Linked DNA regions of Homo sapiens: region 1 is linked to region 2. Evidence: chromatin loops called from intact Hi-C (ENCODE). Cell type or tissue: Panc1. All regions are shown on one strand.

The links. Hi-C counts contacts between places; a loop is a spot of excess contacts. Peaks named below come from ENCODE experiments on the same cell type or tissue, not always from the same donor. Only the 100,000 strongest peaks of a DNase experiment are listed, where the experiment ranks them.
Region 1: a loop joins it to region 2, with 2.5 times the contacts of the local background. A loop is called at or near these places in 15 of 110 quality-filtered maps.

The regions. Positions count from the first base shown.
Region 1 is chr6:112,332,970-112,340,969 of GRCh38, reverse strand. No RefSeq gene overlaps it. Among named protein-coding and RNA genes, the nearest start is that of RFPL4B, 10 kb to the left of the region's middle. In Panc1, CTCF peaks have their summits at 3,382 and 3,622 (motif pointing left); a DNase peak (open chromatin) is centred at 3,599; H3K27ac peaks cover 279 bases.
Region 2 is chr6:113,891,037-113,899,036 of GRCh38, reverse strand. No RefSeq gene overlaps it. Among named protein-coding and RNA genes, the nearest start is that of LINC02880, 9.4 kb to the left of the region's middle. In Panc1, no CTCF peak of the experiment used is centred here; no DNase peak of the experiment used is centred here.

The sequences.
Region 1 (8,000 bases), 1.6 Mb after region 2:
TTAGCAGAGTCAGCACAGTCCTGTGAACTCAGTAGAGAGAGTCAAATCTTTCAATTATGCAGTGAAATCTTTCAATTAACTGTCATCTAAACACAACACATGATCTTAGTAGCATGTTGCCCATTGTCAGGACGTTAGGCAAAATAAACTAATCAAAATAAATATTCTTCTTCAGAAGTTACCAGGAAAGCCAGCAACACCCAAGAGCACATGAACATCTATTGAGCGTCTACTATCTTTGAGGTACTCCGTTAAGTACTAGGATCCCTTCCAGAAAAAAATCATGGAATGGCACAGCCGATGTCCTTTGTGTTATAGCATGATGAAGGGAGATAAGACCAGTACGTGAGAAGGGAAATAATGTTGTGAAGTAGACAAGACTGTCTATAGTATGTTGCAGTGGACTGCTGCTTACATATATACCTTTTTAATCACATCTACATATATATAAAAAAGGAGAATGTATTTTGACTTGTTTCAGACATTCTCTTTCCAGAACCTCCATACAAGTTACGTTTATTTCTTAAAATCATCAAAGACCGGCCGGGCGCGGTGGCTCACGCCTGTAATCCCAGCACTTTGGGAGGCCGAGGCGGGCGGATCACGAGGTCAGGAGATCGAGACCATCCTGGCTGACACGGTGAAACCCCGTCTCTACTAAAAATATAAAAAAAAATTAGCCGGGCGTGGTAACGGGCGCCTGTAGTCCCAGCTACTCGGGAGGCTGAGGCAGGAGAATGGCGTGCACCCGGGAGGCGGAGCTTGCAGTGAGCCGAGATCGCGCCACTGCACTCCAGCCTGGGCGACAGAGCGAGACTCCGTCTCAAAAAAAAAAAAAAAAAAAAAATCATCAAAGACCTTCCAAACCAGTGTTAATGAACCTATCCTACATGAATGGATTCAAGATAATTGCTATAGCTTTACTTTTCTAAACAAGCCTTCCTCCCACCCTAACACAATTCCAATTACCCATTACCATAACCGTCCTACGGGAAGTGACCAACAAGTATTATGCATTGATAATTTGCAATGAGTTTATTTCTTCATGTATTCTTACCACAAATAATACACTACTATACCCCTGTATCCCATGTCCCTACAATATTTGGGGTAATTTCCTAAGTTATAGATATAAAATAGATGAGCAAGCTAAGTATAGTTCCTGAACTTGCAGACTAGTGAGGGTTAGAGACAAGTAAACTAGCAAATGTAACATGTTCTGTAAATGTTATGGTAGGGAAAGCACATCGTGCTATAGAGCAGATGAAAGAGTGCTTTGCACAAGCTTGAAAGGATCAGGATAGGTATTAGGAGAAAATGGAATCAGCTGGGTACGGTGGCTCACGCCTGTAATTCCAGCACTTTGGGAGGCCGAGGCAGGTGGATTGCCTGAGGTCAGGAGTTTGAGACCAGCCTGGCTAACATGTTGAAACCCTGTCTCTACTAAAAATACAAAAATTAAGCAGGCATGGTGGCGCACGCCTGTAGTCCCAGCTACTCAGGAGGCTGAGGCAGAAGAATCGCTTGAACCTGGGAGACGGAGGTTGCAGTGAATCAAGATCAGGCCACTGCACTCAAGACAGAGCAAGACTCTGTCTCAGAAAACAAAAAAGAGAGAGAGAGAGAAAATGGAATCTAGGTGGACTAGGTGGAGGCCTAATGGCTGAGAAGAAGGAGTCAGAGCAAGGGAAGTAAGCCATAGAAGAGTTTTTTGGTTTTTTTAAGCAAGAAAAAACATGGTCAAATGAGCATTCAAGGGATATAATTCAGCTGCAGCATGGGAAATGGATTGCAAAGGAGCAAGGCTGAAGTCAAGGAGATCAGTCAGCAGGCTGTCACAGAGATCCAAGTAAAAGATGATGGTGGCCTGATAGAAGGAAACAGCAGAAGAAACTGGTGAAAAAAAAATTTCAATAGTTTCCCAATATATTTAGGAGCCAGAATCAACAGGACTTAGTCATTCTTTGGAGGAACAAAAAGAAATCAAGAATGAATATGAGATTTCTGGCCTAGACACAGATATGGATGCTGACATCAGTGGGATAAGCAGGAAGAACAATATGTGGGATAAACAAAGCGTGAAATGTTGGTCTTACGGAAGTGCCAGTGAGACATGTCAGTGTCTCTGTAGATGTGAGGGCCTACAGTTCTGAAGGTCAGGCAAGGGATCTAGGCTACCAACAACGACTTGGAAGTGATCAGCACGGAAGTGGAATGGCAACTGGGAACCAGAAAAGTGGTTGAGACGGCCCAGGAAAACTGTGCAGAGTGAGAAAGAAGGGCCTAGAGTCAGAGCCCTGAGAAACAGCAGCATTTAACGCAAGGGGAAAGGCAATCACCAAAAGCCTGTGTCTCAGACACTGAGGAAGGAGAACCCTGCAGTCAACAACCCAAGTTTGGAATTCCAAGACTTCTAGTCAAATGGTGGCAACTCTGAAAATGCCCAGTGGTTCAGCCTAACTGGGCCAGCCTTGGGTGCCAACAGAATGAGTCAGGCCAGGAAAAGCCAAAGCTGGGACTTCCAAGAGACCATGGAATTGGACAGAACTCTGAAATCTAAATGAACAAGAGGTCTGGAAAGATAAATACAATTGAGCACATTAGTCCAAGTAGGAAAGTCTACACAGGCCAAACACTGTAAAACAGAGATCAGAGCAAAGCCCCTAATCCTAAGACACAAATCCAGCCAGGAGGGAAGGCTTGAGAAAATGTGTGTGGGTGTGTGTCTATTGAAATGAATAAATCTCAAGGTAATTAAGTGCTGTACATGATTTGTATACGACATATCTCCTTTCCTCTGAGACCTCTTCCTCTCGGGAAATTCTCTTTTTAAAAATATCTGTTACTGGTGCTGAGTAAGGTCTCCTTTGCTAATGTTTAATAATAAGTATCATACTAGAAATGATTTATTTGCTTATAATAAGAAAGTAATTATATTAAGAAAGTAATTTTAATATTCAGCAAAATGACCCCAGTCGCCTGTACCTTCTATAATAAAAAAAAGTTTAAATATACTTTAAGTCTATTGAGGAATTACTACTAAATTTTGGGGAACATATAATGCAGAAATATAAAAATGATTTAAAATATCCAACACAGTCACCTAATTAAATATGGTCTTTGAGAGTATATGGGGGTACTCATATTAGTCCACCTACGATGCTGAAAAGTCAAACCACCAAGTCCTGGTGTATCCAACATGTGCTTATGAAATGTCCAGAGTGCTTATCTGTAGGTTATCCATAGTGATCTTGTTTTAATAAAATTAATAAAATATGAAGCACAAGGAGGTTCATATAAGTGACAAGTGAAGCATATCATATAAGTGAAAGATTATTTTATGCATTTAAGTAGAGTTTTGAAGTACAGACATTTTTCAGGCTTAAAGAAGCTTAACATTCTTTGGTGCCAAAGTAGCCCAAATAACTGCAGTTGACTGAATCAGCAAAACCAAGTTTATGCAGAAAAAGCATTTCCTAGGAAGACAACCTCTCTCTCTGACTAGGCTGGAAAAACAGCATCCGTGCCCAGAGATTCAACCTCCTCCCAGTCAGTTGCCCATCCAAGGCTGAGACGGTCGGGAATCTCACACTTCTGTGTTGCACACTGCCATCTACTGTGTCTCTGCAGCAAGTGGAGCCCCAGACTTTATTTATGATCCCAGGCCTTGATGGTGGGCAGGAAACCAATCCATGAGTATCACTTTCCTTCCTTTCACTTGTGGGAGGTTTTATGAATATCAGGAAAAGATGCAAATGAGAGATGTGCACGTATGCAGTTCGATTCATGGAGATCCATGGGACGATGGTTTTAGGAATGGTTGGGGGGTGCTAAAATTAGACAAGAAATTTCCTCACTGAGAAAAACCAGTTTATAAAATTTGTAATCAATTTTTTGACATCAGGGAGAACAGACAAAAAGACATCCTGGTTTTTTTACAATCAAACCCCAAAGCATACAACTGTAATTAAGATGTCTAAATTATGTATATGTGGAAGAAAAGAAAGCATTCATGCAGATGTTTCAATTATAAAAGAAATACTTGTATAACATTCTTCTAGTGTAACTAGGCATCAGTTTTTTTAAAGGTCAACAGCCTACATTTGGTCTATATGCTCCTATTTTTAATCCTTATACCTAACTTCCTGCCATTTCTCTGCAACAGTAAGACCAAAGAAAGCAGATTGTGCATAACACTGAACTGTCGCACACAGGCTTGTTAGCTGAGCTCTTTAGCAATTCTGATAGATCAGTGGGGAGGGAGAGATTTTGATAGGATTTCATTATGGATTTAATTCACCAAATCACCCATACTGCTAACTGAATACTGGGTGGGTTTCACTTTAATAGGTATTTATAAGCTGTGCCTAGTACATGGTTGGTACATAGTCCTAGTACCTAATTCTGGTGACCTCTTGTAAGGCCAAGTTTGCTAGGAGTTAGCCAGCTGCCGAAAAGCATTGTGCATTAACAGAGAGTTTAAAACACCCCAGTTCCAAACACATTTGTTCCTAATATGATAAACATGTTCTTGTAAAAATTACTCTAAGGAGAATAACAAGTTGAGATGATCCCTTGAGCAGGGAAGTGAGAATTCAGTCCCTGGAAAACAAAAGCATCTAAAAAGATGTAGGAGTTGTGGCAGCATAGTGGGGAGAAAGCAAGGGCATTGAAAGAAAAGGAAGAAGGAACTCCTGCTTTACTATTTGATTCTGGTTTGTTCTTACCCACTTGTTCCTCAATTTAAAAGCTAAGAAGGCTCCATTACAATTTTTTTAAGTTGACTATGTCAAGGGAAGAATAGTTTTGTTGTTGTTGTTTTTTAGCAGCCAGTTTTACTTAAAGACCTTTGCAAGAATAACTTGCTTTTCAGCCTTCACAGCTCTGCAGATCTTTCAGAGGCAGTCTGAATTCCTTTTCAAGGAAAGTTAACGGTTGCAAAGCCATGGCTGTCCCTTAGGTAAGGGAGAACACAGCAAAAATTCTGCATTTCAGCTGTTCTGATTCATTTCCCCTCCAGACTGATCTGACATTTTAGTACAATCCAGCTCCTGTAGAGTTAGAGGAGGCTTCAGACCTCTAACTGTGACCACCCACAGCTCTCATTACTCAAGGGACTAAACAAAATCACTGATTTTTCTCCTCTTCAAAGTGAGATGGGTTTGTAGAAGAGGAAAGTGTTTTGCTCTTTCTCATACTTCAAAATATTTATTTATCTCATTTTTCTAATTAGTTTCTAGGATGGGCAAGGCCAAGCAAACTGTGATTTGGGCTCTCATTTTAAACTTCCTCTGCTAGCATCATGCTTATACAAGTTCATCCAGAAATTCTCCAAGTCTTCTGTTTTTCCTTCCTTTCTGTATGTGCCTGCCCAAAGAACTCCCCACATCTCCCACCACCTTGGCCATTATCCCAGGCTAAGCCAATATTATCTCTAGCCTAACTGCCACAGCAGCCTCCTAAATGGTGGCTCTGTATCCACTCTGTACCCCTTTCAGCCTCAGACCCTTTACTCTGAGCCCCCTGGTTAAAACTCTTTAGTGGATCCCCATTGTCCCTGAGATAAAGACTGAAATCCTTACACAAGCCTACAAGGCCAGGTTTTGCTCAGTGTCTGGGTGTGTCTATCTCTTTGATCTGGGCTCCCACCACACTCCCCCTTTATTCGCCATACACAATCCTTCCTTCAGTTCTATGACATGCTACACCCTGCCCCACAGTACCTGAGCGTGTTCTGATAAAATACTCTCTTGTCCTGGAGGTCACCTCCCTCCCCTCATCATCTAGTTTATTTCTCCCTAGCCTTTAAACATTACTTCTCCTGAAAGCTTTCTCTGAGCATAAACCTAGATATCTTTCTTTGACAAACTGTCTTCTGGAACTTCACTCTTTCCCTTTGGGGTAATTATTTTGGTATATAATTACTAGTGTGTTTTTATTTTTATCAAATAATCAAATTGTTTAATGTGATCATTGGTTTACAATCTGTCTCCCTTAATAGACTATGAATTACATGAGGGGATAAACAGTTTCTACTCACCGTTATATCCTGAGCACCCAGCCAGGGTCAGCTTCGTGGATGTGTGAGCTACACAGTTACATAGAAGAGCTTAGAAGGGCTGTATGCCTTGTTTAATGCTCTGCTGTCGCCGTCTTAAAATTCTTAATTTTGGAACAAGGAACTCCATATTTTAATTTAGAACTGAGACCTGCAAATTATGTAGTCTATCTTGCAACTAGAATAGGGCTTGACATACTGAAGGTACTCAATAAATATATCTTCAATGAATGATTATCTACAGAATAACTAATACACAGATGACTATGCAGCCAATTTTGCACATGAAATTCACAAATTTGTATCTTTGTGAATTTCATGTGCAAAAGGAAGGCCCTTCAAAATATACCTGTCTCTTACTAACTTACACCTGAAATCCTCATAACACAGTTAAAACATTTTATTAACAATTAGACGGAGGCTAAAACTTCTGATCTCCCTAAGAGAAATAACAAAACAAGTTCACTGAGGTATATAGCTCTGTTATTGTGATTTTCATTAAGACAAGACTTGTGGAGGAAAGAGGAAAAGAATGGTGGCCCAGTCCTATACTGAACATTATCAAAAGGCTGAAAGTGCTGAAGTCAGACCTCATCTACTTTCTGGTGTTACATGGAACCTACTCTATCACTTGTCAAGCATGTACTACCACTAGATTCCTTGATTAGGTCAACGTCAGACATGAATTTTATTAACTCATATAGTGAAATTTGGTTTCCAGGAGGCTTTTCCTAGATGCGTGATCCAAGACAAGTTATTTAACCTCTGAAACTTAGTTTTCTCATCTGTGAATTAGGGAAAATAGAGCCTAATTTATAGTACTGTGAGGATTAGAGATAATATTTGTAAAGCACTTATCATTCTGGCATGTAGTCACAACTCAAATCATCACAATGATAATACTAAAAAGAGGCAGAAGTCACCAGTGGGGTTTATATGTATACCACCATTTGCTTAACATTTACTCAAGAAAAAGTATTTTTCCTTGCTTCATTTACCATTTACTGATTGTACTGAGTAACAAAATTTAGAAGTTATTTAATAGAATTAACCTCTTGATATTTATTTGAAGCTGGCTTTATATTATACAAATAATGTTACTATTAATCCAAGTGGTTTGAAAGTGAGTTAACCCTTTCCCATCCTGTGGAAGTAATCAGACGGACTCAAAGATCTTTATATATATGTGTGTATATATATATGTGTGTGTGTGTATGTGTGTGTGTGTGTATGTGTATATATGTGTATATATATGTGTGTGTGTATATATATATTATATATATATATATTTAGGGTTTCTTTGTTTTTTTGTTTGTTTGTTTGTTTGTTTGAGACAGAAACTCACTCTGTCGCCCAGGCTGGAGTGCAGTGGCACAATCTCAGCTCACTGAAACCTCTGCCTCCTGGGTTCAAGTGATTATCCTGCCTCAGCTTCCTGAGTAACTGGGATTACAGGCACACGCCACCACACCTGGCTAATATTTGTATTTTTGGTAGAGATAGGGTTTCACCATGTTGGTCAGGCTGGCCTCGAACTCCTGACCTAGTGATCCACCCGCCTCAGCCTCCCAAAGTGCTGGGATTACAGGCGTGAGCCACCACTCCTAGCCAAAGCTCTTTATACTTTAAAAATATTTCAAGGATTACTTTTTATCACTGGAAGTAGTGTGTCCATTAAACCTAGACTTTATTTCTACTTACTAATGAGTGACTGTGTTACAATCTTCTCACTAACCTGCAGAGATGAGCAAGGAGCTCTGTTGTCCCAGAATTGAATTATTGACCTAGGATACAGTTGGTCCCAGAGGGAATTGGTGATAAAATGATAAAACTGGGCCAGAGATTGAGCAAGTAGTGAGTGGAGGTACAGAAGCTAATTTCTAAGATCATGGTAGTAGAGATGAAGATATGCTCTTGTATTTTTTCAGTTTGTTACAAAAGA
Region 2 (8,000 bases):
AACCTTAAATGAGAAAAAGATAAAGAGTATTCTGGTTAAGACATAAATTACAAAAACTGCCTGTATCAGTCAGGGTTCAGCCAGAGAGGCAGAATCAATAAGATACATATGTTTATAGGAATGGATTTGACTTAAACATGCATGAGGGCTGGCTAAGCAAGCCCAGAGTCCATAGAGCAGGCAGCTGGGAAGGGAAGGTCATAAGCTAGCTGGAATCCCATGAGCTTGAGCTGAAGCTTGGAGTCTCTGAACTTTAGGAAGAGTCTAGTTGCTCCTTAAAAGGGCTTTGGCTTGACTAAATCAGGCCCAACCAGTATGATGCCCCTTTTTTATTAGCTCAAAATAAACTGACTTGGGACTTTAATTATGTCTATACAATCTCTGCTCAGCAGCACCTAGATTAGCATTTGGCAAAACAATTGGGATAAGGTGTGGATAGTCCACAAAATGGCCACTGCCCCCATCCATCCTCCAACTCTGAAGAGAGAATATCCTTGTGGTCCACCCTATCCAGAAACATGCTAGAGAGGGAATTCTGGGGGGTACAGTCCAAGCCATAACACTGTCATTCTAAGACAAATTTTCAGGTGGAGGATACAATTCTTAAGATTCTGAAAGTTGAAAATACAAATTATATTCTGTCTTTAATAGTCATAAGGTATAAGTTTCTCCATGAAGTATTGCAGGACTTTATTACTATTAAATGAGAATGTCTTATTTCAGAAACCATTCACATTTTAGTTATATTTTATTTTGTATTAAGTAATATACACATTTAATTTAACAAAGTAGAATATACATTTATAATTTAAATAAAAGATATTCATAAATAGGACCAAACTTACAATCAGGACACTAATTTTATAAGGAAAAGTCAAAGGACCTCTGTTTTCATCCATGGCTTAGCTTCTAATTAGCTTAGTCTCCTTGGCCAAATCAGATCTGAGTTTTCTCATGAGTAATATGAGGTAGCTGACTAGACTCACTCCAAGATCTTTCAAGATCTAGAAGTCTGTTGGCAGCATTCGCAAAACAAATGATAAATTATTTCTTAAAATTTGTCTCTTCTTAAAAACTGTCTATATGACATTATTGACTACTTACATGCAAATTCACTCAAATGATTCAATATCTCCTGCAAAATTAGCAAAAGTTTCTATTGTTTTTTATATTCATTACTTTCTAGAAATCTGTATTTTATCATGGACCATTGACCTCCTTCAAGCAAATCCTCTTAGGCAAGCTTCAGAATGCGTCAGCCTTCACTGGATGGAAAATTTGAACTGCAGTGGGCTCCCTATACCAAGGTTGAACTGACAGGCTGGTTGTGGTGGCTGACGCCAGTAATCCCAACACTTTATTTGGGAGGCCAAGGTGGGCAGATTGCTTGAGCCCAGAAGTTCAAGACCAGCCTGGGCACATGCAAAACCTCATCTGTACAAAAAAAAAAAAAAAAAAAAAAAAAAAGAAAGAAAAATTAGCCAGATGTGGTGGCACACACTTGTAGGTGGAATTAAAGCTGTAAAACTACATTCTTCAAATGGAGCCCCAGATGCAGTCCATGACTAAGATCTACCACAGACCACTGGACCGGCCTGCTAGCCCATGCTCCAATGTTAATGACATCGAAGGCACCCCTCCCGAGGAAATCTCAACTGCAAAACCCCTACTACACCCCAATTCAGCAGGAAGCAGTTAGAGCAGTCGTCGGCCAACCTCCCCAACAGCACTTGGGTTTTCCTGTTGAGATGGGGGACTGAGAGACAGGATGAGCTGGATTTCCTAGGCTGACTAGGAATCCCTAAGCCTAGCTGGGAAGGTGACTGCTTCCACCTTTAAACATGGGGCTTGCAACTTAGCTCACATCTGACCAATCAGGTAGTAAAGAGAGCTCACTAAAATGCTAATTAGACAAAAACAGGAGGTAAAGAAATAGCCAATAATCTATTGCCTGAGAGCATAGTGGGAGGGACAATGATGGGGATATAAACCCAGGCATTCAAGCTGGCAATGGCTACCCTCTTTGAGTCCCCTCCCTTTGTATGGGAGCTCTGTCTTCACCCTATTAAATCTTGCAACTGCAAAAAAAAAAAAAAAAAGAAAGAAAATGAGGCTTCTGAGTGATGGTGGAGAACAGTGGCTGGAAGAATAGAACATCTACATGTATCAGTGATTTCTTCTGCATTCTCTATATCTCCCTGGAGCCCTTCTGATATGAATTAATCTCTCTCCCTCCCTCTCTCTCTCTCTCTCCCTCACTCTCTCTCCTCTCTGGCACAGTTTTTTTGTTCCAAGAATTTAAGTTACTATTCCCTCATCTTTTAGAAATGTAAAGTGGTACCTGGTGAGGCCTGTTCTGCATCCTAGAAGGAAGCAAGCAGCACACTGCATCTTAGAAGGAAGCAAGCAGCACACTGCTTCCCACTGTGACCCACAGCAGGTCATTTAGGCCATGCTCCCCATCTGACATTTGTACCTGGAGTAGTTGTTGTGTCTTCATGTGACAGGCAGGGCCAAACCAGGCCACTATCTTTGCTGAGAGCTTCTTCTTGGCAGACTACAGTATAAACACTTGGGGAAAAGGCAGTTGTAAAAGAGGAGAGGAAAGGAGGGGAAGGTGTGTGGAGCAGTCACAGTTCTGAGTTGGAATCCTCCAGGGAGGATCACCCTTAAATCATAGTGCATCAGCCTACAAGTGTGAGACCTAACAGAGCCAAGGTGGGGGGTACATGGAAAAAACAGGGATGGAAGGAGGTAGAGACAGTGCCCAGCATGATGCAGGAGGGCTGGGGTCCTTGAAGGCAGCCAGCCAGCTTGCTTTGCTCACCTGTTTTTCTGCATGGACCTTTGGATTATTTTAACACCAGATAGTACAACACATCCTCTTTTCCTGCTCCCTGAGCTTCCAGGGCAGCTCAATAGTTCAAACAGAGATTGGGAGCTTTGGCTTTGGAAGCCAAAGCAGTCATTTCTCTGAATGTCATTGTCTCTAGATTCCCTTTTCTACTTGAAGAGAGCTTGGCTGGTGTCTCTACCCTGAAGAGTTCTCTACCTGGATTATAGGCTCTCTTGCCATGGTTAGAAGCCCCCAAATTACAGAGGGGTTCATTATTAGTGAAATTGAGGCCCAGAGGGAGGCCAGGAGGACACTTACCAGGATGAGCTCTGTGATCATGGGAAATAGGGATTACATTGTCACTTTTACAGAAGAGGAGAGGGAGGCTTGCAGCTTAAGTGGCTCGCCCAGAACAAAGCTAGTAGGAGCTGCAGCCAGAATTTAAAACCAGGGCTGAGTTCAAGACAACACACTTTGCCTCCAACTCCAAACGTCTGCTTGTTCACTGTTACCTGTCACTTTGCCTTGTCCTTCCCCCCAGTGCACATGCATGAGCACAGATGCACACACCCCTACAGGGAAAGACTCGGCCTTCAACTTCCCTGATAAAGTTAAATGACCCTTCAGTTCGTCTCCACACCTCCAAATTTCTGAATGTCCTCATTCTTTTATTCTTCCTTTCTTTCTATTTAAAAGATGAAGTGTATTTCAGTCTTATTACATCATCCTTTTTAAGGTTAGACCTGTTCCCTTGGTGCCCCACAACTTCTCCAAGATCTGGCTTTACTTATTAATCTTCTTTCTGGCACCTTCATTTCTCCCCTGTCCACTCATCCTTCCTCTTAGAACTCTAAATATGATAAAAAATATCTTCTTAAACACCAAGATAGCATTCCTATAACCACACTGCCCCCTCAAGCATCTGCCCTGTCCTTCCTATCACCAAACATCTTGAAAGAATAGTTTGTACTGACTTCCTGTCACCCACTCTGGCCTTTCCAATGAGGTCTCTGCCTCTGTGCTGTAGGTTTTTTTCCTAACAGCTGGGTTAATTCCATCTGTTATATTCAGTGGCTTCTTGCCTTCCTCTGACCAAAAGTTTTATGTTAAACTCTGTTTTCATTTTGCATTGTCTTCCTCGACAATTTCACCCTTTCCTAAGGCTTCTAACATTATCTCTATTTCTATAATTGCCAAATCATATCATCATCCCTGAATTCTCTTCATAGAACATAGGCATGACTCACGGACTGCCAAAATGAAAAAATGTATAAAACCCTGAAATGAAAGTGGAGGCAGATGGTCCTAGATGATAGATGGCAGGTATGATTAAAGCTGCCGGGGATGACAGAAGTATGGAGGGATCCCAAGCCCTTCCTCCCCAGGTCAGCTTTTCCCAGCTTTATATTATCTGCCAAGACACTCATGCTGCGCTCACATATTCTTTTCTCATCAAGACTATCCTTTCCTCTATTCCATCATGTTCTTCCTCAATTCTGAGTTCAGATAACTCTTAGACACAATTCTCAATATTCTTGGCCTTGCCTCTTGTTCTAGCACTGTTTATAACATCCATTTCCACAAAGGCTTGGACTGACTTCAGGTAAGAGCAGGAAAACCCAGTGCCACTACCTGGGATGACTGTGGGGGAATGGCCAGCACAGTGCTAGGGCAAAGTGTGAATGACAGAATGCCCTGTGGGACAGTTGTTGACCCACGGAGGATGGAAGGTGATGGATAAATTCTTCCCTTGTCTTCTTATTTAGTAAGTCTTCTCAGAAGATTCCTGTAGAATTGAGCCTCCACAATGGTGGCTACCTGATAAAGCATCTTTGTCCTGGCTTCCTGCTTATTCCCTTTTGCATTTTCTCATTCCTCATTCCTACTCCCTGCAATCACATTACCAAATAAACTACTGTCAAATGACAAAATTACAACAAATTTACTTATAAATCATATGGGCTTTCATTTGTGATTCATGAATCCAGTCAGCTTCCATTCTAAAAAATAGGATGAGAGTTCCCACTGGGCAATGACAAAATACTCGGTTAGGCAGAAACAAGGAAACAGAATAATGAGGGGAAAAAAAGCTGATTGGTTAACATCGGGTTACTTCAGGCTACTTTTTTTGGTGAAGGTTAAAGCATAGGGAACTTCCCAATTACACTGACTCAGCAAGACTGGAATCTCCTGTTTTCAGGAAAAACTGATCTGTTTGGGGATCTGTCTGCTTCCTTAAAGTTTCCGTTCAACTGTGTGGCATTTGGTTTGTTCTGTACAACTGGGGCCTCATGGAGGAGCTCAGTAGAAAACAGTGGCTTCCCACAATTTTTGTTTGACATCGCCCACATGTAAGTCTTTCTTTCAGGCTCCACTTTGGGGAAATCCAAGCTAAGATTTGGAAAAACAGTTAATTATATTATGTAGCCTGTAAGATATGTTATGATAAATATGTATTACAGTGAAAACACAAAGGAAAGCACCAAAACTATACATAGGAATTGGGGAACTCTTCCCAGAGGAAGTGATGTCCACTTGACAGTAAAGGGTAAATAGCCAGAGGGAGTGGGAGGAAAATATTGGGGGCTGGGAGAGCAAACTTACAAGACAGAAAAGGATGTGTAAAGGCCTGGAGGTGATAAAGAATATGACACACTTTTATTAATGGTGGGTGTCACAATAGTCCCAGTAACCCAGGCTCAAAATCCCCTTGTGACCCTTGATTTTTCCTCCACCCAGGACCTTGACTCCTGATAATCACAAGGTTCCACTGGTGCTGCCTCCTCCACATTCGTTCCACTACGTTTCCTTCTTAGGGTGAAATCCTCGGTTCAGGCCCTCCTCCCTCCCTGTTGGCCATTGCTACAGCCTCCTAACTAGGATCTCATGCTCCTCCACCAATTCATACTGCACTCTGCAGTCAGAACAATGTTCTCAAAACTCTGAACCACCTCTTTCCTATTTGAACACCTCCAGTAGTTCACCCAGTTATGACTGCTTTCCCCTCAAGTTTACTTTATTGCTAAAAAATGCTAATAATTATCTGAGCCTTTGGCAAGTTGTAACCTTTTTCTAGTGGAGAGTCTTGTCTTGATGTTGCTGGCTGCTGATCAGCGTGGCAGTGGCTGAAAGTTGGAGTGGCTGTGGCAATTTCTTAAAACAAGAAAATGAGGCTTGCCTCATCAATTGACTCTTCCTTCCACAAAAGAGTTCTCTGTAGCATGCAATGCTGTTTGATAGCATTTGCCCACAATAGATTTTTTTCAGAATTGGAGTCAGTCCTCTCAAACCTTGCTGCTGCTTAATAACTAAATTTATGTAGTATTCTAAATCCTTGGTTATCATTTCAACAGTGTTCATAGCATCTTCACCAGGAGTAGATTCCACCTCAATAAATAATGTTATTTGCTCACCCATAAGAAACAACTTCTCCTCCATTTAAGTTTGATCATAAGATTGCAGCAATTCAGTTACATCTTCACATCTTCATCTTCACTTCTAATTTTAATTTTCCAGCTATTTCCAACTCAATCTGTAGTTACTTCCTCCACTGAAGTCTTGAACCCCTCAACATCATCCACGAGGACTGAAATCAACTTCTTTCAAACTTCTGTTAATGTCAATATTTTAATCTGAATCTAATGGCATCTAGAATGGTGAATCATTTCCAGAAGGTTTTCAGTTTAATTTGTTTATCAGAAGAATCACTATCTATGACAGCTATAGACTTATGAAATGAATTCTTAAATAATAAAATTTGAAAGTCAAAATTACTCCTCAATCTATGGGTTTCAGAATGAATGTTGTGTTAGCAGGAATGAAAACAACATTCATCCCCTTGTATATCTCCATCAAAGCTCTTGGGTGACTAGGTGCATTGTCAATGAACAGTAATCTTTTGAAAGGAATTTTTTTTTTCTTCTGAGCAGTAGATCTCAAAAATGGACTTAAAACATTCAGTAGACAATGCTGTAAACTGATGTGCTGTCATCTAGGCTTTGTTGTTCACTTACAGAGCACAAGCAGAGTAGATTTAGCATACTTTTTAAAGACCCTAGAATTTTTGGAATGATAAATGAGCACTAGCTTCAACTGAAAGTCACCAGCTGCATTTAGCCCCACCAGGAAAGTCAGCCTGTCCTTTGAATCTTTGAAGCCAGGCATTGACTTCCTCTCTCTAGTTATTAAGTCCTAGATGGCATCTTCTTACAATACAGTATAAGGTTGTTTTGTCTTCATTGAAAATCTGTTGTGTTCAACCTGAGAAAGCTGATTGAGTAAAAAAGAAGGAAATGTATTGTTTAGTGTAGTCACCTTCATCAGTGACCCTTGGATAACTTGCTGAAGCTTCTTTATCAGCACTTGCTGTTTCACCTTCTACTTTTATGTTATGGAAATGGCCTCTTTCCTTACACGTCACAAATCAACCTCTGCTAGCTTCAAATTTTTCTTCTGCAGCTTCCTCACCTTTTTTAACCTTTATAGCATTAAAGAGAGTTGGATTCTTCCTCTGGATTAGGCTTTGGCTTATGGGAGTGTTGTGTCTAGTTTGAACTTCCATCCAGACCACTAAACCTTTCTCTATATCAGCAATAAGGCTGTTTGGCTTTCTTTCTTTCTTTTTTTTCTTTTTTTGACAGAGTCTTGCTCTGTGACTCAGGCCGGAGTGCAGTGGCACAATGTTGGCTCACTGCAACCTCTGCCTCCCAGGTTCAAGTGATTCTCCTGCCACAGCCTCCCGAGTAGCTTGGACTACAGGTGTGCATCACCATGCCTGGCTAATTTTTATATTTTCAGTAGAGACAGGGTTTCACTGTCTCTACTAAAAATATGGAGTTTCACCATGTTGTCTAGGCTGGTCTCGAACTCCCGACCTCAAGTGTTCTCCCGCCTCGGCCTCCCAAAATGCTGGGATTACTGGTGTGAGCCACTGTGCCCAGCCTTTCTTTTCATTCTTGTGTTCATTTGAGTAACACTTGTAATTTCCTTCAAGAACTTGCCCTTTGAATTCACGGCTTTGCTATTTGGCGGAAGAGGCCTAGCTTTGGCCTATCTTAGCTTTGGACATGTCTTCCTCAATAAGCTTAATCATTTCTAGCTTTTGATTTAAAATGAGACACATAGAACTCTTCCTTTCACTTGAATACTTAGGGGCCACTATAGG